3 separate regions of the Homo sapiens genome follow, and all the other regions are linked to region 3. A link is a loop called in an ENCODE intact Hi-C map of the cell type or tissue named here. Cell type or tissue: endothelial cell of umbilical vein. All regions are shown on one strand. Each heading gives the region's core, and the rest is flanking DNA. Links, peaks and the distances in the headings are about the cores only. Region 1 overlaps FRMD4A (FERM domain containing 4A). Region 2 overlaps PRPF18 (pre-mRNA processing factor 18). Region 3 overlaps FRMD4A (FERM domain containing 4A).

Region 1 (11,282 bases), core at 3,282-8,281, 91 kb after region 3:
TTCAGTAGAACCGCTAAAGGCCAGTGTGGTGGCTCAGGCCTGTAATCTCAGCACTTTGGGAGGCCAAGGCAGGTGGATCACCTGAGGTCTGGAGTTGGAGACCAGTCTGGCCAACACAGTGAAACCCCATCTCTACTAAAAATACAAAAATTAGCCGAGTGTGGTGGTGCACACCTATAAGCCCACTACTTGGGAGGCTGAGGCAGGAGAATCACTTGAACTCAGGAGGCAGAGGTTGCAGTGAGCAGAGATCGTGCCAGTGCACTCCAGCCTGGGCAACAGAGCAAGACTCTGTCTCAAAAAAAAAAAAAAAAAAAAAAAAAAGCTGCTAAAATTTTATAAGCTTCAAGCCCCATAAACCTAGATCTGCCTCTGCCACATCACCTGGGGTCCATTGTCAACCCCTCCCTGCCTTAAGTTCTTCGAAAATATTTCATCCAAAAAAATGGGGTCAATGCTCATTCTTTCTGAAGCTTGGGAGTTGGCCATGAAGACTGCAGAGAATGTTGTCTTCAAGGATCAAAGAGAATGAAATTCAAAGACCAAGACCCCTACCTCGAATTACAGCCGCTCCCAGTCTCCTGCTGAATGACCTAGAGCAGAGTCAGAGCCAACACCTTGTTTGTGTTTTAAACACAACCTACAATCGCGTTTTTTCCTAACCCTGTGAAAACCCAGTGTCAGATGAGAGAGGCTGCATCTATCAGCCCACCTTCCCCCTTAGCACAGGGAATCTGGCTGACTTCAGCTTGGATTCTTGAAGCTCAGTGGTTCTCAAACTTCGGCGTGCATCGAAACCACTTGGAGGGCTTGTCAAAACCCCTCTCAGAGCTCCTGATTCTGTAGGTCTGGGGAGAGCCTGAGAATTTACACCTCTAACAAGTTTCCGAGTGAGGCTGATGCTGCTGGTCTAGTCGCTTTAATTGGGGAGACTCTCTTGTTGCTGAGGAAGAGACAAGCTTGGGGTGGGTGTGTTGCCCAGGCTCATAGAACCCAGGTGTGCCCAGTTTTAAGCCCGTGTCCTGGTCCATCTGCACGGGCCCCCTTGTATCTGGCAGACTCCAGGGGGCACCAAGGCAGCAATTTACCTTAATAGCAGCTATAGATGAGGCTGTGAACAGGAGCCCCAAACCTCCTGAGATGAAATTGACATCATGCACCATCAGAAATGAAATCTGGCCGGGCGCAGTGGCTCACGCCTGTAATCCCAGCACTTTGGGAGGCCAAGGCAGGCGGATCGCTTGAGGCCAGGAGTTAGAGACCAGCCTGGCTAACGTGGTGAAAGCCCATCTCTACTAAAAATACAAAACTTAGCCAGGCATGGTGGTGCACACCTGTAATCCCAGTTATTTTCGAGGCTGAGGCAGGAGAATCACTTGAACTCAGGAGGCGGAGGTTGCAGTGAGCTAAGATGATGCTACTGTACTCCAGCCTGAGCGGCAGAGTGAGACTGTGTCTCTCTCACACACACACACAAATGAAATCCAAGTGTCTTTAAGACTTAAAAGCAGTACATCTCTATGACTCCCCACAGGCTGGACTTTGCTAATCAATCTGGTGGGCTAGAAGAGAAATCCTAAGAAAACCTTCCTGCTTAATCCATCTGTACACCTAATAGATAAGCATCGGTATACCAATACAATGAAGCGATCTTCAAATGCTTTATCATTCAGCGCTGGGGCCCCAGGCTGAGGTGATTAGGAGTTAGTAGTAGCAGCTGGGGCCACTTGCAGAGCGGCTCCCATTGTCAGCTTCAGTGCCCTCAGCCCTTTCTGCAGCTGCACAGCTGAGCAAGAAGAAACCCTGGTGAGAAGGTGAGAAAGCCCCATGACTCAACCCGAGGGCAGGTCCCACTCTTACCAGCCCTGCAAGTTTGAGCCTGAAAAACATCCTTTAGTGCCAGGGTGGAGGCTCCTTGGGGTGCCCCACACCCACCTCCTGTGACTTAGGAGGGCCAAGACAGTGGGGGGACGCACTGCAAACAGGAAACATTCCATCAGGGAACAAAGGGAATTTCTAGCACCCCTAGATCTTGTTCTCCCTCCCGCTGGGATGGCTGACGGCTGCCTGTGTTTCCTTGCACCAGGAGGATAAAGCTTTCCCGTGATGAAAGCATTGGCAGCGCCATCTGGAAGGGGCTGATTCGACATCCCTTGCAATGGGGAAATCTAGCCTTGGCCTGAAGATCTAGGCGGCTGGCTCATCTCCATCCCTTTCTTCCTGCCTTTCTGCCCTCTTGCCTAGAATGTGTTCCCACAAAGGGGACAAGCCCCGCTGCTTGCAATTCCAGGAGAGCTCTAATTGTTAATACTCTTATTACACTTGCCGGATTTTATTTTCTGATGTTCATTCAGAAAAGGTGATATGTATAACCCAGTGTCCAGTTGGGTCAACTGTTTTCTCTCTTTCACCTCCTTGTTAGATAGTGTCTAATAATTGTTCCTTAAAAGCATTTTGAGAAACTAGTCTCCATTTCAGAATTTTCTAATACTTGCCCAGTACCCAACACCCAATAGGTGTTTGATGCACAGTTATTGAAATTGAATTAAATTGTGAAGGATACTAATAAGACTCCTGCATGTGCTGTGTTTTAGGAATATTCACCCCAGCACAGTGGCTCACGCCTATTCAGGAGGGTAGGGGTTTGGGGCGGTGGGGAGGATCACTTGAAGCCAGGAGTTCCAGACCAGCCTTGGCAACATAGCAAGACACCATCTGTACCAAAAAAAAAAAAATCTTCTTAATATAGCTGGACATGGTGGTGCATGCTTATATTTCCCACTACTTGGGAGGCTGAGGCTGGAGGATCACGTGAGCCCAGGAGTTCAAGGCTGTAGTGAGCTATGATGGTATCACTATACTAACAGCCTAGGTGACAGAGTGAGACCCTGTCTCTTAAAAAAAAAAAAAAAAAAGAATCTTCTAATCTATGTTCCTAGAGTGTATGGTACCCTGGGCCTTGCTGATACCTCCCATAGGATCTGTCTCCAGTACTTTTTTTCCCAAATTATATTGTAAGCCTTTGTCACACTGGTATGAGACCTTTAAAGTTTGTGTCACGTCAGTGTCCTGCAGTAGTATCCATCTTGTCATCTTTCAATTATTCTCTGACCCTCATCTAAACCCAAATCATGGTGTGTCTGAGCCATGTCACAACACTGTAAGATTTCTGTGGTATAAACATTTCTGCTAGCTCCCAACTCTGCCAGGTACTATACACAGCATTTTACAAAGTTATAGCCCTCCCCCCCCCCCCCCCCCCCCCCGCAAAGAGTTTGTGTACTGCTCATTGATTTAAAAAAAAGACGTAAAATGTTTCTAAACTATTAGTAACTTTGAAGGTGGTTTGCCTGTTTAAGGACACATAATTACCTTTAAAACTACTGAAGTCTAGTACTTGGTATCTGAGGCCTCAGATGCTGAAGAAATGAAGAATGTCATTGATACCTATTAAAGAAGCCAGGCCAGGTGCAATGGCTCAGGCCTGTAATCCCAGCACTTTGGGAGGCCAAGGCAGGCAGGAGTTCGAGACTAGCCTGGCCAACATGATGAAATCCGGTCTCTACCAAAAATATAAAAATTAGCTAGGCGTGTAATTACACACCCATAATCCCAGATACTTGGGAGGCTGAGGCAGGAGAGTTACTTGAGCCTAGCTAGGAGGCAGAGGTTGCAGTGAGCTGAAATTACACCACTGCATTCCAGCCTGTGAGACAGAGCGAGACTCTGTCTCTAAAATAAGTAAATAAATAAAAAAGAAGTCAATATCCATACCTACCAATGCCCTGAGCCACGGATTAGCATTTCAAATAAAAAAGTCAACATAGTTGACTGTAGATTTTGCTTCATTTTTATTTTTTAAACCCAAGATCCGTCACCAGATTCTTTTTTTTAATAGTAAATTTTTTAATTTTTTTATTATTATACTTTAAGTTTTAGGGTACATGTGCACAAGGTGCAGGTTTGTTACACACGTATACATGTGCCATGTTGGTGTGCTGCACCGATTAACTCGTCATTTAGCATTAGGTATATCTCCTAATGCTATCCCTCCCCCTGTCCCCCACCCCACAACAGTCCCCAGTGTGTGATGTTCCCCTTCCTGTGTCCATGTGTTCTCATTCTTCAATTCCCACCTATGAGTGAGAACATGCGGTGTTTGGTTTTTTGTGCTTGCTATAGTTTGCCGAGAATGATGGTTTCCAGTTTCATCCATGTCCCTACAAAGGACATGAACTCATCATTTTTTATGGCTGCATAGTATTCCATGGTGTATATGTGCCGCATTTTCTTAATCCAGTCTATCGTTGTTGGACATTTAGGTTGGTTCCAAGTCTTTGCTATGCTGTCACCAGATTCTTGACAGTCCTGCTCATCACACTGCAGATGACTCAATGGCAGATGATTTCAGCGTAGTTAAAGTGATTGGTTAAGGCTTGAGATCAGGGCCCTGAATCCCGTAGTAGTGATACGCAGAGCTGTCCCCTGTGAGACCCCGTAGACCTGTATTTAAGTGGAGGCCCTTAGAGGTGGTGAACCATCTGAATCAGAGCTGTAAGCCTGTGTTGGAAGAAAAGGAATGAAATTCTCACCTCCCCATGCAGCACTGAGTGGCATTCAGATGGGAGGAAAGTCGTGGAACCCGCGTCCTGAATCCATTTGTGCAGGTGCTCAGTGCCTCTGTTATTGACCACTGGAGGGGGAGCAGGCAGGGTGCATTGGATTCACTCTGCCCTGTGACAGCCCAGTGATTGCTTCCACATTTGTAGCTGCGTCTCTCTGTTGCTTTCACTCCTAAGTCTTCAGGTAACACATTTGCAGAAAGTTCAGGTACAGTTTGAGAGAACAACTATGAATTCAAACCATCTGGTTAAGACATGTTCAGGGTCTTTTAAAAAAAGAATCCAAAATCCATGTTGAAAGAACTTGAATGGGTTTATTCCTTCCTTCCCATCTCATGTTACTTGAAATTCCAGAAAATGTTGGAGGGGAGAAAAAAGGGAATAACAACAACAAAGCAACAATAACTGGGTGTATCTTTGTAGGTGAAGACACACAGCCCATTCATAGCTTGTCTGAAAGTGAGACAGAGCCTGAGATTTGTTCTAAGTGTTGTTTTGGGGATTTGCCATCAGAGAACAGCTCATTCATTCATTCATTTTGTTTTTTGAGATGGAGTCTTGCTCTGTCGCCCAGGCTGGAGTGCAGTGGCATGATCTCGGCTCACTGCAACCTCTTCCTCCCGGGTTATCTGCGATTCTCCTGCCTCAGCCTCCTGAGCAGCTGGGACTACAGTTGCCCACCACCACATTTGGCTAATTAATTTTTGTATTTTTAGTAGAGATGGGGTTTCATGATGTTGGCCAGGATGGTCTCGAACTCTTGAGCTCAAGTGAGCTGCCTGCCTCGGCCTCCCAACATGCTGGGATTACAGGCTTGAGCCACCACACCTGGCCAAGCCATCAGAGAACAGTTCTGATTTCAATGGGAGTTAGGAGAGTTAGTTTTTGTTCTCAGGCTTTTTAAGGAAAATAGCACAAACCCACTTAGGAAATACCCAGTGTGCTGCAGGGACGTGTGGCTTGTTGTATTAACCACTGAAACGAATAAATGGGACTGCAGCATTTCTTAAATGAGATGATGAGGCTGATCTTGGCTTCTCGACTAGAAGTCTAGGGCCATAAACGACCCATTCTCTGTAAAACTAAGGGATATGTTGTGTTTTCAAGTAGGAATTTGGCTGTGTGATTACTGAGATGGCCATTGAGTCATCTGCAGTGTGATCAGCAAGATTGCGAAGAATCTGGTGATGGATCTTGGGTTTAAAAAACGAGAAATGAAACAAAACTTGCAGTCTGTCATTGTACCCTGGCTCTGACACTTTCTGTTCTGGGAGAAAACAGGTTGTGCTAAACATGGGCCTGGCATTGCCTGGGATCCGTCCACATTCAGTCCTCAGCTGTTGACACACTCCCATTCTCTGAATGCTAGCACTTCCTCCCATTGTTAAGGAGTTTATTAATAACTAATGTAACAATGAGAGTGCCAGCTATCTGACATCTCTCCAAACAGAGAGGGGAGCTGATAGGCTCTGTCAGCGTCATGATGGCGGCTGTGTTCAGCTCAGAATTCACTGCCTTGCGCTGATATAAATCACACGACGTTTTTCGGTTTTGTCTTCATCCCTTCTCTTTTGTCCTTCCTCCTTCTCCTCCCTGTATCTCTGTTCCTGGCCTTTTAAAGTCCTCCATTACCCATGGCCTGTGGCCTCTCCTTTTAGGTCTAACAATGGACAGGATTCCAGGGGCCTTAATTTTGGTCATAGCCTCTGCTCTGCCCCAGGGCGCAGCCAAAGTCGGATTGTGCCAGGGTTTGTTTATGCTGGACCGTGTGCCCAGGGAGAGCTGCGAAATCTCTTTCTGGGGAATGGATGGTTCTGGACATGTTTGAGCAGGACTGGCCTGAGTCAAAATTGAGAGGGAGACAGAGTCGTTATCCCTTTCTGTTCTTATTTTGGGGGAAATAAAGACAAAGTCATTTACACAGCTATATTTATCCCCTGAGGTGTTACTAATAAAGGAGCATTTGCCCACTAAAGGGAACCAGGACCAAATGACAATGTATAACCTAAATGAATGACTTTCCAATGATAACTTTTTTTTGAGACAGGGTCTCGCTCTGTCGCCCTGAGTGCAGTGGTGCAATGCTAGCTCACTCCAGCCTCAAACTCCTGGGCTTAAGCGATCCTCCTGCCTCAGCCTCCTGACTGGGTAGGACTGTGATGAAATTTTAAATACTAAAAAGAGATATAACTATCACTTCCCACGAGCGTTTCTCTGTTCCCATTTAGGGCCAGCCCTCTGTTGCAGTGCTCCTTTGCTGGGAGCACAGAATGAGGATGACTGAAATTCACAGTTAACCTGCAAACGTTGGTATTGCAATAGCCTAACAAGCTTGGACCCAGAAGATAGGTCAGCTCCCTCATTTCACAGCCTAAGAAATGGAAACTGTAGGATTTACAAACCATAGTTTCAGCTGGGTATTTTACTGGATGCTGCTAATTTTTTAAAATGAATGTTCAGTTATTTTTTTCCATTCTCCTCTCTCTCTGTTAAATTACATTTGCACTCTTCACCGAGTGCCAGTGAGCCATGGAATCTAGCCAGAAAGCAAAGCTCTTCCAGAGACTCCCAGCCACCATCAAAAGGTGCTTGGTTTTCAAAGAGCTTCAATTTCAATGCTCTCTGAAATGAACTATTTTATTTCTAAAATTTCTAAGCCTGATGAAAAGTTCTCCAAGCATGCATTTTTTCATGTTAAAAATCACATCTAATTCTCTATAACAGTCCCCAGAGATGACACGTTTATCCTGCAGTCTGCAATGTGGCATTATTTCCCGTGGTCTCCTGGGACATCTTTTATGTAAGGAATTCATCACTGAGGATTTGTCAAGGAAATAAATATCTTTTTATCATAAAGAAGAATTCTAACCTTTTCCTCATATTTATTCCTGGGATGTCTGCCAAAACTTTTCCTTACAGCTTTTACTGATCTGCTGGGAATATACCGCCTTCTTCATTTTTTTTTTTTTTTCTCTAAGGTCTAAAGAGACGGATTGTCATTTCCCTTCTTTAGTTCTAGAACAACCGATTCCTTTCTTCTTTGGAGCATTGTTTGCTTTGAAGTTTCCCCTCCTTCCAGAGAGGAAAGCACCCCTTCTCTGTCTTCTGAAATCAGTGGCTGGTCATCAATATCCCCTCTGTGTCAAAAACAGATGAGCCACGCGTGGCTCCTGACAACGTCCTCCTGGCAGAATGTGCGCTCATATCCGGTGCTGAGTCGCCCAGGGTCTTCTGAACAATTGGAGCATTTCTGGCTCGCGGCTGAATGAGGCTGAAAGAGGCTGTCCTTCCATGTGTCTGCCGGCCGGGAGGAGAGCTGCTGTTTGTGCTGCTGGCGTTGCCTCCACATCCGCTCCTCCACACCCAGCTGTCCCCGGCTGGAGTCTGGAGTTCCCCGGCTGGAAGCTGGGAAACCCACAGTGACACAGGCAGTGTCTCCAGGGTCTCAAACAATGTTCATAGCATCGGGAAGTTCACTCCAAAGATTTCCAAATGCCCCCGAAAATGACTTTCTGACTTGGCGTGAGTAACTCCATCTCTCTCTCTGCTTGGATGGGAATTGTCTTTTTAGGGTCAGCCCTTTTTGTCTTCCTCGTTGGCCAGATTATTAGTGAACTAGTTCAATGAAAATCCTTTGGATTAGGATTGAAATGTGCTCATAAGGTCGCCAAAAACAACAGATTCTATCTTTAGTATCATTCAAGTAGATCATTTCCTCCCGATAACTGGGAGGAAAGATTTTTTGCTGGAGAACTGACCTGATGACACTGTTTTCCTGACAATAATTCAGAGGCAGGCTTAACCTTCTCAGAGAGGCAATAAAAAAAGTCACCCAGCTGGGTGCAGTGGCTCACGCCTGTAATCCCAGCACTTTGGGAGTCAAGGCGGGCAGATCACTTGAGGTCAGCAGTTGGAGACCAGCCTGGCTAACATGGTGAAACCCCATCTCTACTAAAAATAGAAAAATTAGTCAGGCATGGTGGCGCACTATAATCCCAGCTACTCGGGAGGCTGAGGCAGGAGAATCACTTGAACCCAGGAGGCAGAGGTTGCAGTGAACTGAGATCACACCACTGCACTCCAGCCTGGGCGACAGAGTGAGACTCCGTCTCAAAAAGAAAAAAAAAAAACTGGATGTGACCAGCTACAATTCACGTTAATTACCCAGTTAGCTCCCGGCTGTGGGTTCCACCTTCCACCTTCTACGGCAACTACTACCTGTCTCATTCTTTTTTTTGTCTGTTTAGAGACAGGGTCTCACTCTGTTACCCAGGCTGGAGCGCAGTGGTGTGAGCATAGCTCAGTGTACTCTCAAACTCCCGGATTCAAGGGATCTTCCTGCCTCAGCCTTTTGGGCAGCTGGGACTACAGGCGTTTACCACCACATCCAACTAATTTTTTTATTTTTTGTTTTTTTTTTTTTACAGATAGGGTCTCGCTGTGTTGCCCAGGATAGTCTCAAACTCCTGGCATTAAGCAATCCTCCCGCCAGGGCCTCCCAAAGTGCTGGCATTAGAGGTGAAAGCCACCAGGCCCGGCCTATTCTTGTGGCCTGCTCTCTTCTGCCTCCCGGCAGGCAGGTCTGAGCACTGGATGCATGTCTGCTGTTCGTGTCTCTCCCACACCACCGTGCACGTGGAAGGGGCTCCAGAGGCTTCTATTAGTCGGGCGTTGTGGCGCGCTGTAATCCCAGCTACATGGGAGGCTGAGGCAGGAGAATCACTTGAACCCAGGAGGCGGAGGTTGCAGTGAGCTGAGATCACGCCACTGCACTCCAGCCTGGGTGATCCAAAGAGCCCCTGCCCTGCTTCCTTCTCTTAGGTTTTGATGCTTGCACTATCACGCAAAGAGCCCCCACTTGGGAGTCGATGTGACTGCTTTCTACACAGGTTTACCAGGGCAGCCCAGCTGAGATCAAGACAGAAAGCTCCTACCCGTGTTGAGTTTTTATGCAAGAGGCAGAAGACAGAATAGCAGAGTTAGACTCCCAGTTCAGCCTCCTTATGACTCTGTGACCTTTTCTATGAAAATGGGAGGCCAGGCGCAGTGGCTCACGCCTGTAATCCCAGCACTTTGGGAGGCCGAGGCAGGTGGATCACAGGGTCAGGAGTTCAAGACCAACCTGACCAACATACTATATCTCTACTAACCCCATCTCTACTAAAAATATAAAAATTAGCCGGGCGTGGTGGCGTGTGCCTGTGGTCCCAGCTATTCAGGAGGCTGAGGCAGGAGAATCACTTGAACCCGGGAGGTGGAGGTTGCAGTGAGCCAAGATCAGGCCACTGCACTCCAGCTTTGGTGACAAAGCGAGACTCTGTCTCAAAAAAAAAAAAAAAAAAAAAGAAAGAAAGAAAATGGGAATGATGTCTCTGTGAGGATTCAATGAAGTGCAGCAGGTAGGAAGCTCCTGTTTAGGAGTTCTCTAAAAACTCATTTCCTTACCCTTCTCCTCCTGAGCTTCCTGAATTGATGTGGCCACGGTGGGTGGTACATCTGCAAGCATTCTACGTTTCCTTGCTTGTCCACGAAATGGACTTTCTCATCTACATTTTGAAGCTCTCTGAATTGGGGTGCAGACTCCTAGTAAAGGCTAGGAATAGTGGCGGGGGAGGGTTTCAGACGGGGTCTTGCTTTGTTGCCCAGGCTGGAGTGCAGTGGCGCAATCACAGCTCACAGTAGCCTCAACACCCTCTGCTGAAGGAATTCTCCCATCTCAGCCTCCAGCGTAGCTGAGACCACAGGCATGCACTACCACGCCTTACTAATTTTTTTTTTTAATTTTTGTAGAGACAAGGTCTGGCTATGTTGCCCAAGATGGTCTCAAACTCTTGGCCTCAAGCAGTCCTCCCATTTCAGCCTCCCAAAAGTGCTGGGATTATAGGTGTGAGACACCACCCCAGCCTCACTTTTTAATAGAAAGAGTAACTGGTATTCATGTAACACTTAATATATTCTCACCTCTCTTCCAAGCATCTTCTAAGCGTTCTCTTTTAATTCTCCCAACTTCTGAAGAAGTCCTGTTTTCATTCCCATTTTACAGGGGAGGAAACAGACTTCGAGAGGTTACACAACCTTCCCAAGTCCCCACAGCTGGTAAACGGCAGTGCTGGAACACACACCCAGCCCTATTACCTCAAAACCACTGGTGTGAGCTTTGGCTTTAGAGGAAGCTACATAACAGTTTGTGTCTTCTAAAGAATATTCAGAATACTCTAATAAATCTGAGTGTTGCCTGAAACTTTACAAAAATATATATATATACACATATACATATATACATACATATATATATGTGCCTTTCACAAACCGTATTGAGATCACCTCTGTTTTCCCCTTGACTCCTACACCAACTCATGTTTGGACAACCCTTTCCAGGTAGCACTTAGCTACTGTTTTCTCAATCAATAACCTTTGAAATCTCGCCCTTCTACCTAGAATAAAGAGGTTCCATCCATCTTCTACTTCATTAATCCCAGAGACAGCTCAGATTAAACTCTGTTTAGCTTTTGAGTTTACAAATATTTGCTTCGGTCTGTTGATGAAGCAGTAAATCCTTTAGGCACTGGTTAATGATGAGACACACCCTTCCAGCCCGGGAGAGGCTGTAGCAGTAACTGAAATGAGAGCAGCACTGGCAGAAGGCTAGAAGTTAGGAAG
Region 2 (7,103 bases), core at 1-5,000, 160 kb after region 3:
AAGCTAGGTTGTGAGTAAAAAAAAGGCAAACATTCCTTTGCAGCCTTTGTATGCTGGAAATTAATATGTTGCAGATCTGGAATTACCAGGTAGGCACTTCAATGCACTGATGAAAATTCTAGTTTTGGTCTCCTTTAGACCCAGTCTTCTCCACAGGGGGTCATGTAGAAGACAGGGGCTAAGTAGTTTTTCATCGTCCAACCCTAAACAATATCCACTCCCTACACAGCACTGTGGCTCTCTGAAGGAAGTGGGGGCTCAGTATGTGCCGACGACCACACAGGGTCTTTAACAGATGTGTAAACAGAGAGGAAACACTGGCCCTCCAGTCGAATAGCTGAAGGATGAGATCGCTCCACTTTGCCCCCCACCCCACCCCCTACCTGCCAAGAACCGTTAAAGAACAGCCACAAAAAATGAAGACAGAAACCAATGAAGACAAAAGGCTTTTTTTCCTAACCAAGCCTGGCTAGCTGTGAGGAAGAACAAGAAAAACATAAAGCAAATAAATTCTAAAGGACCTCAAGGGTTAAGAGAAGCTTATAAAGCCAGGCCTCAAGGAGATTTTAATTTAAAAAAATCAGACACCTATGAGATTGATAGGGAGAGTCAATTTTTTTAAAATCAGATACTACAGATAGGGTAGCTGGAAGATCATTTTCTACCCTAAAGATAAATGTGAACTTGCTCTGCTCACCGGTTTTATAAAGCTTAATTTAAAAAGGGCCTATGTACATTTTTATCACTAATTTTCATGTGTATAAACTTTAACATTGGATCTTAACTGATAAAAACTGCAATATTTAGTTTCCCCCAAATTTCAAAGAAACTGTCTAAACAGGTTATTAAAGCTTCTTGGTTCTTTCTGTAGTTTATACAAAATAAGCTTGCACTTGCACTTAGTTCTGATATGTGATCACGAGAAAAAGCAGTAAGAGGAAAGGCATCCATTCTAGCAGGGAGTGATGTGCATTCTTCCTGCAGTGATGGTGACCTTATCCATCCATGCCAATGCAACCATCCTTAGTAAGAATCATGCAACTGACAGAAACTAAGAAGCACATTTATAACTGTAAGACAAAAAATATTTTCTTTGAGAAAACTGGCTGGCTCTTAAAAGGAGTAAAATCACTGCAGGAACCTCTTTAGCCTAAGGCTCTAATCACGTAAATCATCCAGTCACTCAGGAATGCCAGCAGTCCCTTGTTACGTCAGTATACAGATACAGCACTGGATAAGCAATGTCATTCCGAGTTCCCTACCGCTCTGGCACTGGCACTGGGGTTGCTGCACTGAAATGCTCTACTCCTAGTGCCTTGGGAGGCACGGCCACAAGAAGCCTCCCTCAAACTCTGTTCTTTCTTCATTGCCACTACTGGTGCATTGGGCCCTTCCCTTCTTGTTCCCCTGTACCAACTGACAGTCCTCCTCTCATCCCTTTCTAAACTCTATCTCAGGGAGCCCTGGACACCAGCACCCTTTCCCTCACCGCTGCCTCCCAGAGCCCATTCAGGAGTATAGACACTGGGGCAAGGGAGGAGAGACTTCCACTGCAGGGGTCTGCAACGCTGAAATGGGAGAGATGAGTCCTGGAAGCCTTGCTTGAACCATTTCCCCATAGAAACAATTACAAAGAGTGGTTAAATTCCACTGTACCATCAGTGCAACAGTTCAGCTATATTACAGATTAAAGGGGCTTTTATGACCATCCTGGGAAACTCATCTATACAACGTTGTTTCTATGGGAAAATTTGTTCCAAGACATAATCAGCCATTTACAAAACTTTGAAATTCATAAAATGAACACTGCCTATATAAAGTTCATGCTCTGAAGAACCTTTAGGCCTATTTTAAAAATGACCAAGAGCATACAGATGAGGTCTGTATTTTCTTAGTCAGGTTTGTTATTCACTGCCTAACAGTAAAGCTGGCAAATACAATAGAAAATAAAACGCTTTTTACTACTAACTCATCTCACATTTATTCTTAAATCTACTATGTAAAATCCTCCTATCCCAAATGAACATTATATTACGTACATAACCTAGATATACTCTTAACAATTTCAAAGAACAGCATGGGAATGTACCTTCACGTATTCTCTCTGCAACATGAATTTAATAATATCCGTTATTGATTCTTTAATATCAGCAGGAAGATTCTGAAAAAAATAAATAAGAAATTTTGGAAGCTACTATGTATAGATGTATAGGGAAAAAACAGACTGCATTTATTCTAAATTTATACTGTATTTTTAAAGTCAGTTAAAAAAAGTATTTTCCAAGAAACCTCACCCTTTTCCGTAGCTTTCTAAAAAGTGGTCTTAGGTAGGACTCGGTCTGTTTCTGGGTCGCACTGTTCAGTTTACCCTGCACACTGCGTTTCACATAATCTTCTCTGGCATTCAATTCTTTAGCCCAAACGCCAAGAAGAAACTGTTGAAAGGATGGGTAAACTTAGACTACAATGCCACCCAGTGGTTCAGTACATCTAAATGCTCTCTAGCACACAAAAACAGAATACAATCATCCTTAAAGTAAATGTCTTGATTAAAATGCCACCAAATAATATAGAATAAGCTAGTTCTGCTTATTGGTCATGATAATGCTTTGAAGTAGTACCTTTGGCAAGTCACCAACTTCCCTAGTCTACATCTATTCCTAGCTCAGGATAATTTGCTTCCCTCAGAAAACAACTATCAAGTTTCATAGTTAACTATTTGAGAGGAAATAAACTTGTATTTGTATTTGTATTATATACATAAAATTCAACAAGTTACGAGTTACAAGAAAACTGGACTTTCTACATATGCTGTAGAGACCATGATTAAGTTTAAAAACCATGAAAGCACCTGACTAAAGGAGAGGAAGGAGAAAGAGAAACAGAAATAAAGAAGCCAAGACCCAGCATTCCCACTCCACCCCCACCCCTAGATAACTACCTCAGTGCCCCTTGGGTTTAACTGTATAAAGGGCACCCTTCCTGGAAGTAGGAAACAGAGAAGGCTGAGGAGGATGTTGTCCTCTAGGGGCATCATCTATGCATATCCTAAAAAAGAAGAGGCCATCACTCAAAGAGGAAATTCTAGTTCATACTAATTCTTATGCCCTATCTACTTCCATGCTGTATCCTCAATATATTCAGAATCTTGATGAATAATATGTTGTATCTAAACTGTACACACAAGAAAAAGCATTCCTTGCATGTAAATCTCTTGGTCTGAACACAGTTTGTGAATAAACAATAAAATATCTGGGATTTGTTCATACTCTATCTAGACCACTAAAGAGAGAAATGTTGAGAAGACGGTTGGAATCAGCAAGTCAGCAAAAATAGGCAGCTATTTGTAGAACTGAAGAATTGAGCACTCTCTGTAAGGTTACAAAAAAAACTAAAAAATTAGCTGGGCATGGTGGTACATGCCCTACCACTCGGGAGGTTGATGAGCCCAGGATTTCAAGGTTACAGCGAGCTAGGATGACACCACTGCACTCCAGCCTAGGCAACAGAGAAAGACACTTTTGCTTAAAAAAAAAAAAAAAAAAAAAAAAAAGCTAGAACCCTCTTCTTCCTTGGGTTGTCTAGAAATTCAGCGGGACACTGTGGCTCATGCCTATAATCCCAGGATTTTGGGAGGCCGAGGCAGGTGGATCACTTGTGGTCAGGAGTTCAAGACCAGCCTGGCCAACAGGGTGAAAACCTGTCTCTTTACTAAAAAAATAAATAAATAAATAAATAAAAAATACAAAAACTAGTCGGGTGTGGTGGCATGCTACTTGAGAGGCTGAGGCAGGATAATCGCTTGAATCCAGGAAGCAGTGGTTGCAGCAAGCCGAGATGGTGCCACTGCATTCCAGCCTGGGCGACAGAGCAAGACTCTGCCTCAAGAAAAAAATAAGCAACTCTACCAACTTCTTATTAATTCTGCTGTTGTGATTCTTTTCTATGTGTTTACATTAATGAGCCAGCTTTAAAAAATATGCCACAAGAAAAGCAGACCAGTCGCAGTGGCTCATGCCTGTAATCCCAGCACTTTGGGAGGCTGAGGTGGGTGGATCACCTGAGGTCAGGAGTTCAAGATCAGCGTGGCCAACATGGTGAAACCCGATCTCTACTAAAAATACAAAAATTAGCCAAGCATGGTGGTGGGTGCCTGTAATCCCAGCTACTCAGGAGGCTGAGGCAGGAGAATCACTTGAACCCGGGAGGTGGAGGTTGCAGTGAGCTGAGATTACACCACTGCACCCCAGCTTGAGAGACAAGAGCAAGACTCTGTTTCCAAAAAAAAAAAAAAGCCACAAGAAAAGTAAATATGCATTTTCTCTTACTAACTGCTACATCAAGTGCATAGTGATATCATAAACATCATGTATGTGTGAGAAATGTGTATTGAGGCTTTCCCGTTCCAGCCTTTAACCCTTGGTAATCCAAAAATATAAGAATAGTTCATAAGGATCCAAGGCATCCTCATCCCCTCGCCTAAGACACGCACCTTCAGGAATTTGGTGATGATGTCCATGTCTTTATGATCATCGCCTTTCCCTAAGGACTCTCCAAGCGCCTGAAGAAAAAGAAACAATGCTTCTGTTCATTAATACAGAGCAACAACTAAACATATATATTACCAACACCAGTCTAAACATGGCTCTTGGTCACATATGCTGTTCAATTTTTACTTAAAAATCGGATGGAATTTCTAGATAAGAAACCAAAAACAAAAAACACGGATTTGCCACTTAAATTTGGAGAGCATGTTACCTTTTATGAAAAGTCAAGAGGGGGTAATGAATGTGAGATTTCTTTTTGGGGGAACCAAAATGTTCTAAAATTAGATTGTGATAATGGTTGCACCACCATGTGAATATACTAAAAACCACTGATTTGTATATGTTAAATCAGTCAACTGTATGGTATGTCAATATCTCAATAAAGCTGTTTTTTAAAAATAAACAAATAAATACACCAATAGGAAAAAAAAAAAAAAAAAAGCCCACAACTGGTTGCCCATACCAATTATTTTAGTAAAATTTAGGGACCATAGACAGGTATTGGAGGAGGCAGGGGATTAAAATGACGTCTTCCTCAACTATGATCTTATTCAGAGGGACAGCTACACATACAAGAGCCAGGAATTAAAGGAAACAGAAAAATAAGTTTATGTTTCCTTAAGCATTAAGAACTTTAAGCCATATTTATTTTACATGCTACTTACATGATACAAAATTGCTTTTTAATTAAGATTATACACTAACACTCCAAAAGCAGCACTATAGCAAAAATCAGACAGCAAGATATTGCCAAGCGTTGGCAGGGCTGGAAAGACAGGGGACCCTCACACTGCTGGGTGTAGACTAGGACAGCCATTCCAGAGAGTAACTTGGCAGTACTTAGACAAGTTAAATATACATATATAAATCCCACAATCCCACTTTGCTAGGCCATCGTGGTTATGCACAAGACTGTTCATCAGGAAGCTGTTTGTGGTAGGAGAGAGCTGGGAACAATCTAGCTGTCCATCATTACCGGAGAACAAAAAGTCAAATGCAGTGAATGGCGTAACACATGGAATCCTATGTAGCAATTAAAAGCAAAGGATTCAGTGTACACAGAGCATCAAGGATAGCTCTTAAAAACATAGTGCTAACTGAAAAAAAGAAAAGTAAAACACGGAATAAAGAATTTCACAGCATAACATCATTTATGTAAATCAAAAATACATGCTCACAAAACACTGCAGGTCACAAGAGCACCAACAAACAGAAAGATGCATATCCAACATATTAGAATGGGTTCCTTTTGAAGGCAGGAAGTAGGGGAATGTGAGTGGAGGATGAGAAAAAGGGGAGTAAATAAATAAAAGCGAGGAGTAAATAAACAAAAGACCAAGGACAACAGTGTGCTCTGCCCTCAACAATCTGCCCGACTCAGTCATCTGCTCCAGAGGAAAAAGAAGGGTGCCAGGGATGTGCTGGGCTTGGTGTAGAGATTACCTCTAACTCTTCAATTGTGGTGTTTTCCTCATGAACTTTCAGATCATTCTGTGTGTCTTCCTCTCCAGGCTCCTGACCGCCGACGATTTCATTGAGGTACTGCTGATCAATCTTATCCAAGGCTGCTTTCAAATCATTCCTCAATCCCTAAGAAAAGCAAAAAAAGGAAGAACACCTGTTATGAAAGGAAGAACACCTGTTTTTTCACCTTTGATTTTTCATTAATAACTGCAAATATTTTTTCCCCCACAAGAAGAGTTCAGCAAAAGTAGGGACTCAAATCACATCAATTTATCACACAACTATCACTACTGTCCATTTAAAGTTAATTCTTACGGACCTATTTAAATTAAAACAATGCACAAACAATGGCCAGTCTGCTGGTCAGAAAAATAAAATACACGTGAGTGACAAATCCAAGTAAGAATCTTCATCAATGCTGTAATTTTCTAATGAGGCTTAGTGACAGTGGCAGGTCTCCATTAGAGTCCCCAACCCGTTTGCCCAGCTCATTTACAATGTCTAACCTCAACTACTGTGAACTCCCAAAACATTCAGAAACATCAGTGTAATAAAATTGGTGCCTCATCTATATCCCAGGTTCTCAACTATGTTTCTAGCAAACCAGCAAATTCGCATTTTATGCACATATGGTTCATGACCCTTTAATGAAAATGGAAGCCTCATCTTCCTAAAAATGAATGAGAATCAGCTGCAAGGTTTAAGAGCCAAGGAAACATGGCTGTGAGGCGGCTATAGGGTAATGGTTGAGAGTAAAAGCTATCTGGGTTCAAATCCTTGCCACATACTATTAAATAGCTCTTTGAAAGCTTGCTTAACCCCTGTGTGCCTCAGTAGACTCACCTACAGAATAGGAGTAATGGCACCATCTACTACGTAGGGCTGTAATAAGGATGCTATTTTTTATTTCAGTGAACAGTTACTATGTGATGCAGCTGTTCCAGAACCTCGCAAACATCAAGTCACGCAAGTAAGCTAAGAAATGGACGATGAGCTTTGAACAGTTACTGGAGCACGGTGCACATTCAACCAATGTTAACTCCTAACGTTCTCACACAAAAAGCATCTGATCATTGTCTCCTGTCCCTTCAT
Region 3 (11,282 bases), core at 2,991-7,990:
ATTTTCTGCACCTGCTGTTTCTGTGGTTCACGCACCATTTTTCTCTTTCAGGTTCTATATAGAAAGCATTTCATACCTGAAGGATAATGCTACCATTGAGCTTTTCTTTCTGAACGCGAAGTCCTGCATCTACAAGGTAGGAACTCCCTCTCCCTCAATTTCCCTCTGAAACCTGAAAGTATCATTTGAAGCTGGAAATTCCAAAGTGTTACCCCTTAGGCCATTTTATTGATTAGGAGAAGTCATTTATAAATTAATTACTATAAATAAATGGAATGTTATGAAGCTAACGGCACCATTTAATAATGTGATTCCTGACCCGGCGCGCTGGCTCACGCCTGTAATCCCAACACTTTGGGAGGCCGAGGCGGGTGGATCACGTGGTCAAGAGATTGAGATTATCCTGGCCAACGTGGTGAAACCCTGTCTCTACTAAAAATATAAAAATTAGCTAGGCATGGTGGCACATGCCTGTAGTCCCAGCTACTTGGGAGGGTGAGGCAGGAGAATTGCTTGAACCTGGGAGGTGGAGGTTGCAGTGAGCTAAGATCACGCCACTGCACTCCAGCCTGGTGACAGGCGGAGACTCCATCTCAAAAAAAAAAAAAAGGAATAATAATAATAATAATAATAATGTGATTCCTTTGATCCATGGCTGTGTTTCTGGCTCTGTGGACATGTTTCCTAACCTTATTTTAAAGGTCTCCTGATTTTAAAGATTTCTTTGTCAACTGAGACAAAGGTGAAAAGCCTAGACAAGTATGACAAATGCACCAGTCAACTTAGACAGGTCTTGCAGATAGGAATGAGCTTCTTATAACCAAATACGTGTATATTTGACCATTTTTAGTTGGTCTAGCAGCATCTTTCAAAGGGACGCTATTGTCACTTTGAGACAGTTTCTTTTTTAAAAAAAATTGTAAAATGCACATACATTTACTATCTTAACCATTTTGGAAAATATTTTTATATTTCCATAGGTTTTTGGGGAACAGGTGGTATTTAGTTACATGAGTAAGTTCTTTAGTTGTGATTTGTGAGAATTTGGTGCACCCTTCACTCGAGCAGCATACACGGAAGTCAGTTTGTAGTCTCCGCCATTTTTAAGTGTGCAGTTCAGCGGCATTCAGTACACTCACAATGTTGTATAACCATCCCCACCGTCATTCACCCAAGAGCTCTTTTCATCTGCTAAACTGAAACTCTGTACTCATTAAACAACTTCCCCTTCCCCGTTTTCCTCAGCCACTGGCAACCACTACTTTTTGTCTCCATGAATTTAACCACTCTAGTACTTCATATAAGTGGAATCATATATATTTGTCCTTTTGTGTCTGGCTTACTTTACCTAGCATAATGGCCTCAAGGTTCATCCATGTTGGCTGTGTGTGGTGGCTCATGCCTGTAATCCCAGCACTTTGGGAGGCCGAGGCAGGCGGATCACCTGAGGTCAGGAGTTTGAGACTAGCCTGGCCAACATGGCGGAACCCCATCTCTATTAAAAATACAAAAATTAGCCAGATGTGGTGTTTTGTGTCTGTGATTCTAGGTATTTGGGAGGCTGAGGCAGGAAAATCTCTTGAACCTGGGAGGTGGAGGTTACAGTGAGCCGAGATCATACCACTGCACTCCAGCCTGGGCAACAGAGCAAAACTCTGTCTCAGAAAAAAAAAAAAAAAAAAAAAAAAAGGTTCATCCATGTTGTAGCGTGTATCAGAATTTCCTTCCTTTTTTTTTTTTTTTTTTTTTTTAATTTTTAAGACAGGGTCTCTCTCGCCCAGGCTGGAGTTCAGTGGTGCAATCTTGGCTCACTGCAACCTCCACCTTCTGGGTTCAAGTGATCCTCCTACTTCACCCTCCTAAGTAGCTGGGACTACAGGTGTGTGCCACCTCACCCAGCTAATTTTTGTATTTGTTTATGGAGACAGGGTTTCACCATGTTGGCCAGGCTGGTCTCAAACTCCTGGGCTCAGGTGATCTGCCTGCCTTGGCCTTCCAAAGTGCTGGGATTACAGAAGTGGGCCACCACGCTTGGCTGCCTTCCTTTTTAAGGCTAAATAACATTTTATTGTCTGTGTAGATCACCTTTTGTTGATCCATTCATACATCAAAAGGCACGGGTTATTTCCAAAACCTTTTGCCTATCATGAATAATGCTGTTATGAACATGGATGTCTAAATATCTCCTCGAGACCCTATTCCCAGTTGTTCAGGGTATATACCTATAGGTGGTATTGCCAGATCATAGGGTACTTCTATTTTTCATTTTTTGAGGAGCCATCCCTACTGTTTTCCATAGCAGCTGCACCATTTTACATTTCTACCAACAGTGCCCAAGGGTTCCAGTTTCTCCACATCCTCTCCAACATTTGTTATTTTCTATTTTGCTTTATTAAATTGATGACCATCCCAATGGGTGTGAGGTGTATCTCATTGTGGTTTTGATTTGCGTTTCCCTGTAGACTAGTGATGTTGAGCATATGTCCGCATGCTGTTGGCCATTTGTGTATCTTCTTTACAAAAATGTTTGTTCAAGAGATGATTCCTAATTGAGAGCGACAGCCCCTTGTCCTGTATCCAATTGCTCCATAAGCTTGTAGTGTCTCCTTTTGTGGGATGACCCAAAATGCCTACACCCCTTTACAGCACACACCTCCTCCCGGGGAAGATGGACTTGCGGAATATCACTGAGGTTAGGAACTGCGACTAAAAGAACATTTTTTTTTTTTTTGAGACACAGTCTCACTCTGTTGCCCAGGCTGGAGTACAATGGCACAATCTCAGCTCACTGCAGCCTCCGCCTCCCAGGTTCAAGCGATTCTCCCGCCTCAGCCTCCCGAGTAACTGGGATTACAGGTGTGCACCACCACGCTTGGCTAGTTTTTGTATTTTTAATAGAGATGGGGTTTTGCCATGTTGCCCAGGCTGGTCTCAAACTCCTGACCTCAAGTTGATCCATCCACCTTGGCCTCCCAAAGTGTTGGGATTACAGGTGTGAGCCACCTTGCCCGGCCCTAAAAGAACATTTTAAAAAAGAAACACCCACTCCACTGGCTACCCCCGGCATGCACATAACGAATGCAATGAATGTCTCATGAATGCAATCTCCGTCACACCCCCTTAGGGCTGCTCATTAACAGTAATAGACAAGAACGGTTCATTCCTACAAAGTTCACATGATGTGTAGGCTTGTTGCTGAGTGCTTTATGTGAATTGTTTAACTGAGTCTTCACAACGCCTTTTGAGATAGACACTGCTTTTTTTTTTTTGAGAGTGAATTTTGCATAAGTTTATTGATGGTAATTAATTTGGAGGCCAAAATGCATTCTACCTTGAAATAAATCAAATAATACTAAACCTAGGATTTCCCCTTACTCTAAAAATGTAATTAACAAGAAGCGGAAGAGTTTGAGGTATACACCAGCTGACTAATGTAGGGCCACAGAAAGCAAATTAACAGATGTTTTTCTGAATTCACAGCTTAAGTTCTACCTCTTACCTGGGTAAAATGTCAGGGACTCGTCTGAAGTCCTGAAGTGTGAGGATTAGTTAGAATAAAAGTTCTACTAAGGAATTTAAGGGTAGTGCATTCAGTCAGGGCAAATTCCAGATGGACAAACCAGAGAACTTTCAAGTGAAGATTTGATGGGTTTAGCCATTCCTGTGATCTCAGTAAGGAATTTTCTCTTGGTTGTCAGAACATTGATGGAAGATTAAATAAGTCTTTTTTTTTTTTTTCTTGGAGATGGAGTCTCACTCTGTAGCCCAGGCTGTAGTGTAATGGCATAATCTCGGCTCACTGCAACCTCTGCCTCCTGGGTTCAAGCGATTCTCTGCCTCGGCCTCCTGAGCAGGTGGAATTATAGGCACCAGCCATCACACCTGGCTAATTTTTGTATTTTTAGTAGAGATGGGGTTTCACCGTGTTAGTCAGGCCGGTCTCGAACGCCTGACCTCATGATCCACCCACCTTGGCCTCCCAAAGGGCTGAGATTACAGGCATGAGCCACCACACCCAGCCAATTCTTTTTTTAAATAAATAAATAAATAAATGTAAAGCCCAGAGTGTCCTGAATTTTCTAAAAAGTGTTTTATTATTATTATACTTTAAGTTCTGGGATACACATGCAGAATGTGCAGGTTTGTTACATAGGTATACATGTGCCATGATGGTTTGCTGCACCCATCAACCCAAGAGATAGATGCAGCCTTTTATCCCTGTTTTCCCAGTGAATGAAGATGAGATCACATGCCTAATGAATGGCCAGGCTATGGTGCACCCTGGAGGGAGGCTCTCCTCGTGCGCTTGTCTGTGAGGTGTTCGATGGATGGATTCAAAGGAGTCTAGGGAGATACCGCTGCCTGGATTTTAAAATGTAATTAAACTCAGGCCCTAGGGATTGCAAAAACCCATTAAACCTTAACACACACACAAACACACACACACACACACACACACGTTGGAATGGTAGTATCAGCCATCACTTTCCTTCTGTAACTACCTCAACACATTCACTGCACAGAATAGTTCCACCAATTACAAATGTTCAGAATAACGGAGGGCCTGGTAATGATCAAATTCAGTTCTGTGAAAAGACCTCATTTTGGGACAGTTGCTGAGCCAGGACTTAAACTGGGCTCAAACCCAGCACACTAAGAGGACAGCATTTTGGGGTTTTGCCGAATGGAGGGAAAAGATACCATAATGCAGTTCCAGGTACTTTTAGATTCTTTCCTCTAAGACCCCACTTTCTCATTATAAAGTGGAAATAATAATACTGAACTTACATACAGATTGTAAGAGTATCAGGTTTTTTTTTTAAATAAATGTGAAAGCGCTTTGAAACCAAGTTCAGAAATGAAAGGTGAGCAGTCTCCACCAGGTGGCAGCCTTGGGCAGCGAAGTAAATGCATGGCAAGGCTGAATCCGCGAAATCACTCTCCAGCAGGGCAAGTAAAAAATTGTCCCCGGCCCACGCCTGTAATCCCAGCACTTTGGGAGGCAGAGGCGGGTGGATCAAGAGGTCAGGAGTTCGAGACCAGCCTGACCAACATGGTGAGATGCCATCTCTACTAAAAATACAAAAGTTAGCCGGGCGTGGTGGCAGGCGCCTGTAATCCCAGCTACTCGGGAGGCTCACTCAGGAGAATTGCTTGAGCGAACCCGGGAGGCTGAGGTTGCAGTAAGCCGAGATCGCACCATTGCACTCCAGCCTGGGTGCCAGAGCGAGACTCCGTCTCAAAAAAAAAAAAAAAAAAAAAAAAATTGACCCAAAGCCTACTTGGGCAGACGCTTGGGGAAAGGGAGAGGAGTTGCGTTCAGTACTGTCTTGTCCCAAATGCTGAGCTGGCACTGAAGGCCTCTGAACATCATGCACGCCTAGGACTTTGCGATTCAGGGAAAATTAAAAAGAATAAATGTCAGAACTAAATACTACAGATGCCCTGAGTGGAGGTGATGACACCTTTGCAGCCAGCCACATTTAGGTTCAAGGTCCCGACAGCATCAGCCCACATGCTGAATGTCACTCCAGAACCCAGCCCTCTCTTCTCAAAATCTTTCCTTGGGCTTGGGCACATAAATGACCACAAATGACCAAGGGACAGCATCTTTCAAGTTGATATAGGAGACCAAGTCGCATCCCAAGGCCCCCTGTCTCCCTCCTGTGATCAAGAATAATATTTTCATTTGTACAAATTGCCATTTAAATTTTTTATATATACTATGATATTTGAGCCTCAGCATCTCTGCGTGAGATGGAGCGAGAATCGCTGGCTTTCCAGAGGAGGAAGTAGGTACAGAGAGGCTAAGTGACTCAGAGACAAAGGACTGGGGGATGGCTGGATAGCCTGTGTAACCTGTGTCAGTGTAAAGATCATGAAAGGCACTGCTGAGTGGTTGACAGTTCAGCTTTTGCTGCCGGGCAGACCCAGGTTCTTTTCCCAGGCATGCCCCTTGGTAAAAGGGATAAATGTGGGCACCTCCTGTAACGTCTCCAAGCTTCCCTTTCCTCTCTAATTGAGCAAGGATGTTATAAGGCTCTAACCACAACCTTCTTGGGAAGATTCAGTGAGATAAAGCATGCAAAGTTCTTAGTCCCATGCCAGGCATGTGATTAGCTCGTTGGATTTAGACCCGAGTTTTTTTCTCTTGGCTGTGATTCTCTTTGTGCCACCCACACAGCCCCCTGGTGCTTTGGGGACCTTGAAGAGCCCAGAGGGTAGTGTTAGACCCAGATAACCCATCCCGATGCTGATACCCGGATGCCTGGGTTTACCCAGCGTAGGTTTAGTATCTGCTCCCTCCCTGTCTCTTGGGGAACGGTTCCTACTGTATGTTAAAATCTAAGTTGTCAAGGTAAAATAAGCCGCTTATTTCTGCTTTTTCAAAGTTCAATTTCATTCACTTTTTAAAGTATTAATATTTGTTTCTATCAAAGTAATAGATGACATCATTTAAAAGTCAAATGGTTCCACAAGGCTGATTATGACAAACAGCTTCCTCCCTGCAACTCCTGCCACTTGCAACAGTTTTAGCTGTTTCTTCTAGTATTTGCCTCCATATAGATAAATAATTGACACAGGGCATTATTCCTTGATTGATTCACTTTTAGGTTGTTGAATTCCTGTTAAAAATGGATGAAGACGGCCAGGCACAGTGGTTCACACCTATAATACCAGCACTTTGGGAGGCTGAGGTGGGAGGATCACTTGATCTTAGGAGCTTGAGACCAGCCTGGGCAACCTAGTGAGATCCCATCTCTACAAAAAACACAAAAATTAGTCGGGTGTGGTGGCACATGCCTGCAGTCCCAGCTTCTCTGGAGGCTGAGGTGGGAGGATTGCCTGAGCCCCAAAGGCGGAGGTTGCAGTGAGTCCAAGAGTCCAGATCACACTACTGCACTCCAGCCCGGTGGACAGAGCGAGACTTTGTCACAAAGAAAAAAAAAATAAGGATGTAGATTTAGATTATAACCACCCACATTTTATTTCCTTTTCCATTTTCTTAGTATGGTGATAGCATAATTCTGGCTTAAAGCCGTAGTCATAAGCATGACATTATCGTGACTAATCCAAGTAGTATCCTGTGGTTGCAGCTCGTTTTTTAGACAACCCATTGTTTTACCCAAAGGGAATACTTGCCTTGCTTTCACTTATTTAGTTACTACATACCCTTCACTTTTCTCCCAAAAGTTCCTACAGATTCTCAGATGTCTACCAATATTAATTTCCAGCTACGTCGGGTAGTTCTCGTTCCTCTTTGGTTTGATTTTGGTTGCTGTGGCAGCTGCTACTGCTGTTGTTTTTCCAGGACCTCCCTCTTAGACTCCTCCAACCTCCTGCTCCAGCCTGGACTTGGTCTCATGCAGAGTCTCAACCCGGGATGCCGCATCCCCATCAGGGTCTTTCCTTCTCCCTCGTTCTGTATTGGGTCCTCTCTTTCCCGGATCCGGAGTCTTCCTGTTTTTTGTTTTACACCATTGTTTCGCTGGAGAACATCCTGCAATCAATCCAGAGAAAGCGCATATGGGAAGTAAAATGTTTGGATACTGGCATATCTGAAAAAGTCTTTATTCTAGCTTTGTATCTAATGAATAGTTTGACTGGATATAGAAATATACAAAAAAAAAATTTCTCTCAGAATACCAAAGGCGTTGCTCTGGAAAAGCCCACCATCCTATCCATTGTATGTGACACCCCCTTGGGCTCCCCAACAATGGGATCCTTTGGGAACTCCTTTTTGCTCCTTCTGATCTAAAATTTCAGGATGGGTGCCCTGATGTGGGTCTTTGTAAATCCATTGTACTCTGTGTTCGATGGGCACTTTTAGTCTGGAGACGTGACATGCATTCTTTTTTAGTTGTGAGGTTCTTTTTGGATTGTTTCTTTGACATCTTCTCCCCTCTTGCCTGTGTCCTCTCTTTCCAGAATTCCTATTTATCAAATGCTGGGCATGGCCTCCCACTCCTATACTTGTCTCTCCAGCTGTCTATCTCTGTCTTTTTATTCTACTTTCTGGGAGGCTTTGTCAGTATTTACTTTAATCTCTTCTCTGGACTTTCTAACCTTTGCCATTATGGTTTTGTTTTTTGTTGTTTTTTTTTTTCTTAAATTTCTAAGAGTTTCTTTATATTATCTGATTTTTTAATATTATGCTATTATTGTTTCAGGAACATAATATCCTCTCTTATCACTCTGATAATATTAGTTATCATTATTATTCTATGTTTCCTTCCAGCTCTTTTTTTCCAGTTTATTTGTGTTGGTCTCTCTTTCCTGTACGAGGCTTCCTCAGTTGTCTGCTGGCCCTGGTCTGTTGCTTCACACTTAGAAACTAAGCAGATGCTCCATTTCAGGGTGGGATGGTCCCCCAGTGGGTGTCCCTGTGACGTGATCCCGTCGCAAGCTGGTTCTTTCCCTGGGGAACCCCGAATATCAGTGTCTTGGTATCTGGACATCTTTCCTCTCTGGCTCTCCATTCTCTCCAGAAAAAACCCTTCCCTTCCTGCCTGGGACATGTCCTCCCACATCCAGGGATCGGGAGGGAACAGTCTCCACACTGGGTATAGAATTCCATGTAATTCCTGCACTTCCGGTCCACTTCATCCCTGCTTCCTGTTCTTCTTCAGAGAACGAACCTCTCATCTCTTTAATAGCAGAAAGGCGAGGAAAGGTGTTTGGCTTTGTTTTGCTATTTTTCCCAAACTGTGAACACTGCCTTCCTACCTTCCTCTCTCTTTCCCAGCAGGCAGGAGGCATGGCCACAGCAGACGCCCCTCTCACTTTCTCTTCCCTTCCACCCCCCTACTTTATACAATAGAGCAGGAAAATGTAGTCATAATCTATCCAAGTTGCAGAAAATTAAAATATGGATATGAGACAGCGGGGCTGTCATTGTGTGCTTCCGGTGGAGCAGGAGGAAGTGTGGAATAGGATTCCTACATGGTCCAACAGTGTTTCTGATGTGCTTGAACTCACTAAGGAGACAGGTGGGTGATAGAGAGGACATTGGCCAGGGCGTGGATACATCTCATTTAGAAATGTGAGTCCCGTCCCATGGGAAACTCTCACAGGAAGCCTGCCTGGAACGTTGCGTGTTCCCTGGAAAGAGACCAATAAGACGGCACAGCTTTCCCGCCAAGCCTTTTCCATCTGCTCCTCTCCCTCTTCCGGTGTGGCTTCCAACAGCCAACTGAAGGTGCCCATCCATCAGCCCCTGCAGGAGGCAGCGGACTTGTCCCATGAGACAGGAGCGAGTCAGGGAATGTGGACCCTCAGCTCTTCCCGCACTTTCTGGCTGCAGGATTGAATCCTGCCTATTCTGGGTTCTGCACTGACAGAAGAAGATGATCCACCATCAAAAATTAGTCATCACAGTGATGTCTGAAAGCTTTGCAAACATAGGTCGTAAAATGACAGAGTCTGTTTAGTTTTTTTATCAGAAAGATTTCCACAAATTATACATCTTACAGCTATAAGAGAAATCAAGAAATCACCAGCTCCCAATCTTCTTTACATGCAAACCTTCAGAGAGAAAAGAAAATTGGTGCTCATGTCGAAAGACCTTTCCATTCAGTTCCTCAGAGAAGTACTTTGATAGTTCCTTGATTGAGGTTAGGTGGCGTGAGTGGCTGTCAGAATGCCTAGATGCACCATCAGTATCATCCAAAAGGCCACCGAGGTGGCTAACTAGGAGAAAGGGCTGTATTGGCAGTACCGGTTTGCAAGCTGAGAAGAGAAAGTCTCCAGCGTGGACTGAAGGTGCTCTTTTTGAAAAGGAGAAGGGCAGGTCGGGTTTTATGACTCACGGTGTTCTTATTACATAATAGAGTCATACACATTCAGCAGGTTTGGGGAAAAGTTATGCATAGTTACGAAGGAGTGTCGAGTGTGTGTGCCATAGGTAGACATATTGGTGACATACTTACCATGTTTACTTTGGTTTTTTAAATTTTTAATTGTTGTGGGTACATAGTAGGTGTCTATATTTATGGGGTACATAAGATATTTTGATACAGGCATGTAATGTGTAATAACCACATCAGGGCAAATGGGGTATCCACCCCCTCAAGCATTTATCCTTTGTGTTACAAACAATCCACTTCTACTCTTTTACTTACATTAAAATGTACAATTCAATCATTATTGACCACAGTTACCCTGTTGTGCTATCAAATACTAGGTCTTATTCATTCTTTCTATTTTTGTGTACCCATTAACGATCCCCACCTCTCCCACCCTCACTACCCTTTCCAACCTCTGGTAACCATCCTTCTATTCTGTCTCCATGAGTTCAATGGTTTTCATTTTTAGCTCCCACAAATAAGTGAGAAAATATGAACTTTGTCTTTCTGTGCCTGGCCTATTTCACTTTACATCATGACCTCCCATTCCTTCCTGGGATGGCTTTTAGCATTAAAATGAGGTGGAATTTGAGGCGCTTTACCTCACCAGGTGAACTATAGGACACAAAGATGGTTTGTGTGCAGCCTCTGCGAACTGCTGAAACTGGCCTAAAGTCTACAGTAGCTCCTCAGAAGAGAATGTTTGTAAGGCTGGCCCTCTGTCCAGTCAGAGTTGTAATGGTCTGGGTTGTAAACCAGCATTGACAGCTCCTATTGGTAGAGAGTTTAGCCACAGAAATTGAGAAATTTGCTAGGCCAGCTGGCCCTGAACCCTCGACCTGTAGGTAACTTAACCTTAGAGTCTGGTGTAGTTGATAAAGGGGCATCTATTCTGGTCTCTAAGATTACATCAGGAATCTAATATTTCACCTGTATAAGTTTGCCCTTGCCCAAAGGGATTAGCTATGAACTCTTTATTTATTTATTATATAATAATAATAAATAAATATTTATTATTATATAATAATTATATATAATATAATATATTATATATTATATATCTTTATTATATATTATATAATATATATATTTTTTTGAGGCGGAGTCTTGCTCAGTCACCCAGGCTGGAGTGCGGTGACGTGATCTCAGCTCACTGCAACCTCTGCCTCCTGGGTTCATGCAATTCTCTTGCCTCAGCCTCCCAAGTAGCTGGGACTACTATGGGCATGCGACACCACACCCAGCTAATTTGTTTTTTTTGTGTGTTTTGTTTTGTTTTGTTTGGTTTTGTTTCAAAGTGAAACAGGGTTTCACCATGTTGCCCAGGCTGGTCTTGAACTCCAGGGCTCCAGTGATCCTCCTTCCTTGGCCTCCTAAAGTGCTGAGATTACAGGCGTGAGCCACCGCACCCAGCTGGCAATGCACTCTTTAGGGACA

The links. Hi-C counts contacts between places; a loop is a spot of excess contacts. Peaks named below come from ENCODE experiments on the same cell type or tissue, not always from the same donor. Only the 100,000 strongest peaks of a DNase experiment are listed, where the experiment ranks them.
Region 1: a loop joins it to region 3, with 5 times the contacts of the local background. A loop is called at or near these places in 2 of 110 quality-filtered maps.
Region 2: a loop joins it to region 3, with 22 times the contacts of the local background. A loop is called at or near these places in 58 of 110 quality-filtered maps.

Annotation. Positions count from the first base shown.
Region 1 is chr10:13,681,183-13,692,464 of GRCh38, reverse strand. The region is part of intron 15 of FRMD4A (FERM domain containing 4A); the gene reads left to right. Among named protein-coding and RNA genes, the nearest start is that of PRPF18, 100 kb to the right of the region's middle. RefSeq lists an enhancer at 1,390-1,946 and a silencer at 5,639-5,758. In endothelial cell of umbilical vein, for the core only: no CTCF peak of the experiment used is centred there; DNase peaks (open chromatin) are centred at 5,994 and 7,874; H3K27ac peaks cover 3,782 bases.
Region 2 is chr10:13,609,073-13,616,175 of GRCh38, reverse strand. It overlaps PRPF18 (pre-mRNA processing factor 18), which reads right to left. Exons shown (of 10, transcript NM_003675.4): 5 at 5,991-6,137; 6 at 4,493-4,561; 7 at 2,295-2,435; 8 at 2,090-2,161. Among named protein-coding and RNA genes, the nearest start is that of PRPF18, 26 kb to the right of the region's middle. In endothelial cell of umbilical vein, for the core only: a CTCF peak has its summit at 2,428 (motif pointing left); a DNase peak (open chromatin) is centred at 2,455.
Region 3 is chr10:13,771,776-13,783,057 of GRCh38, reverse strand. It overlaps FRMD4A (FERM domain containing 4A), which reads left to right. Exons shown (of 25, transcript NM_018027.5): 6 at 52-136. Among named protein-coding and RNA genes, the nearest start is that of PRPF18, 190 kb to the right of the region's middle. RefSeq lists an enhancer at 7,663-7,832. In endothelial cell of umbilical vein, for the core only: a CTCF peak has its summit at 4,869 (motif pointing right); DNase peaks (open chromatin) are centred at 4,897 and 7,047; H3K27ac peaks cover 2,170 bases.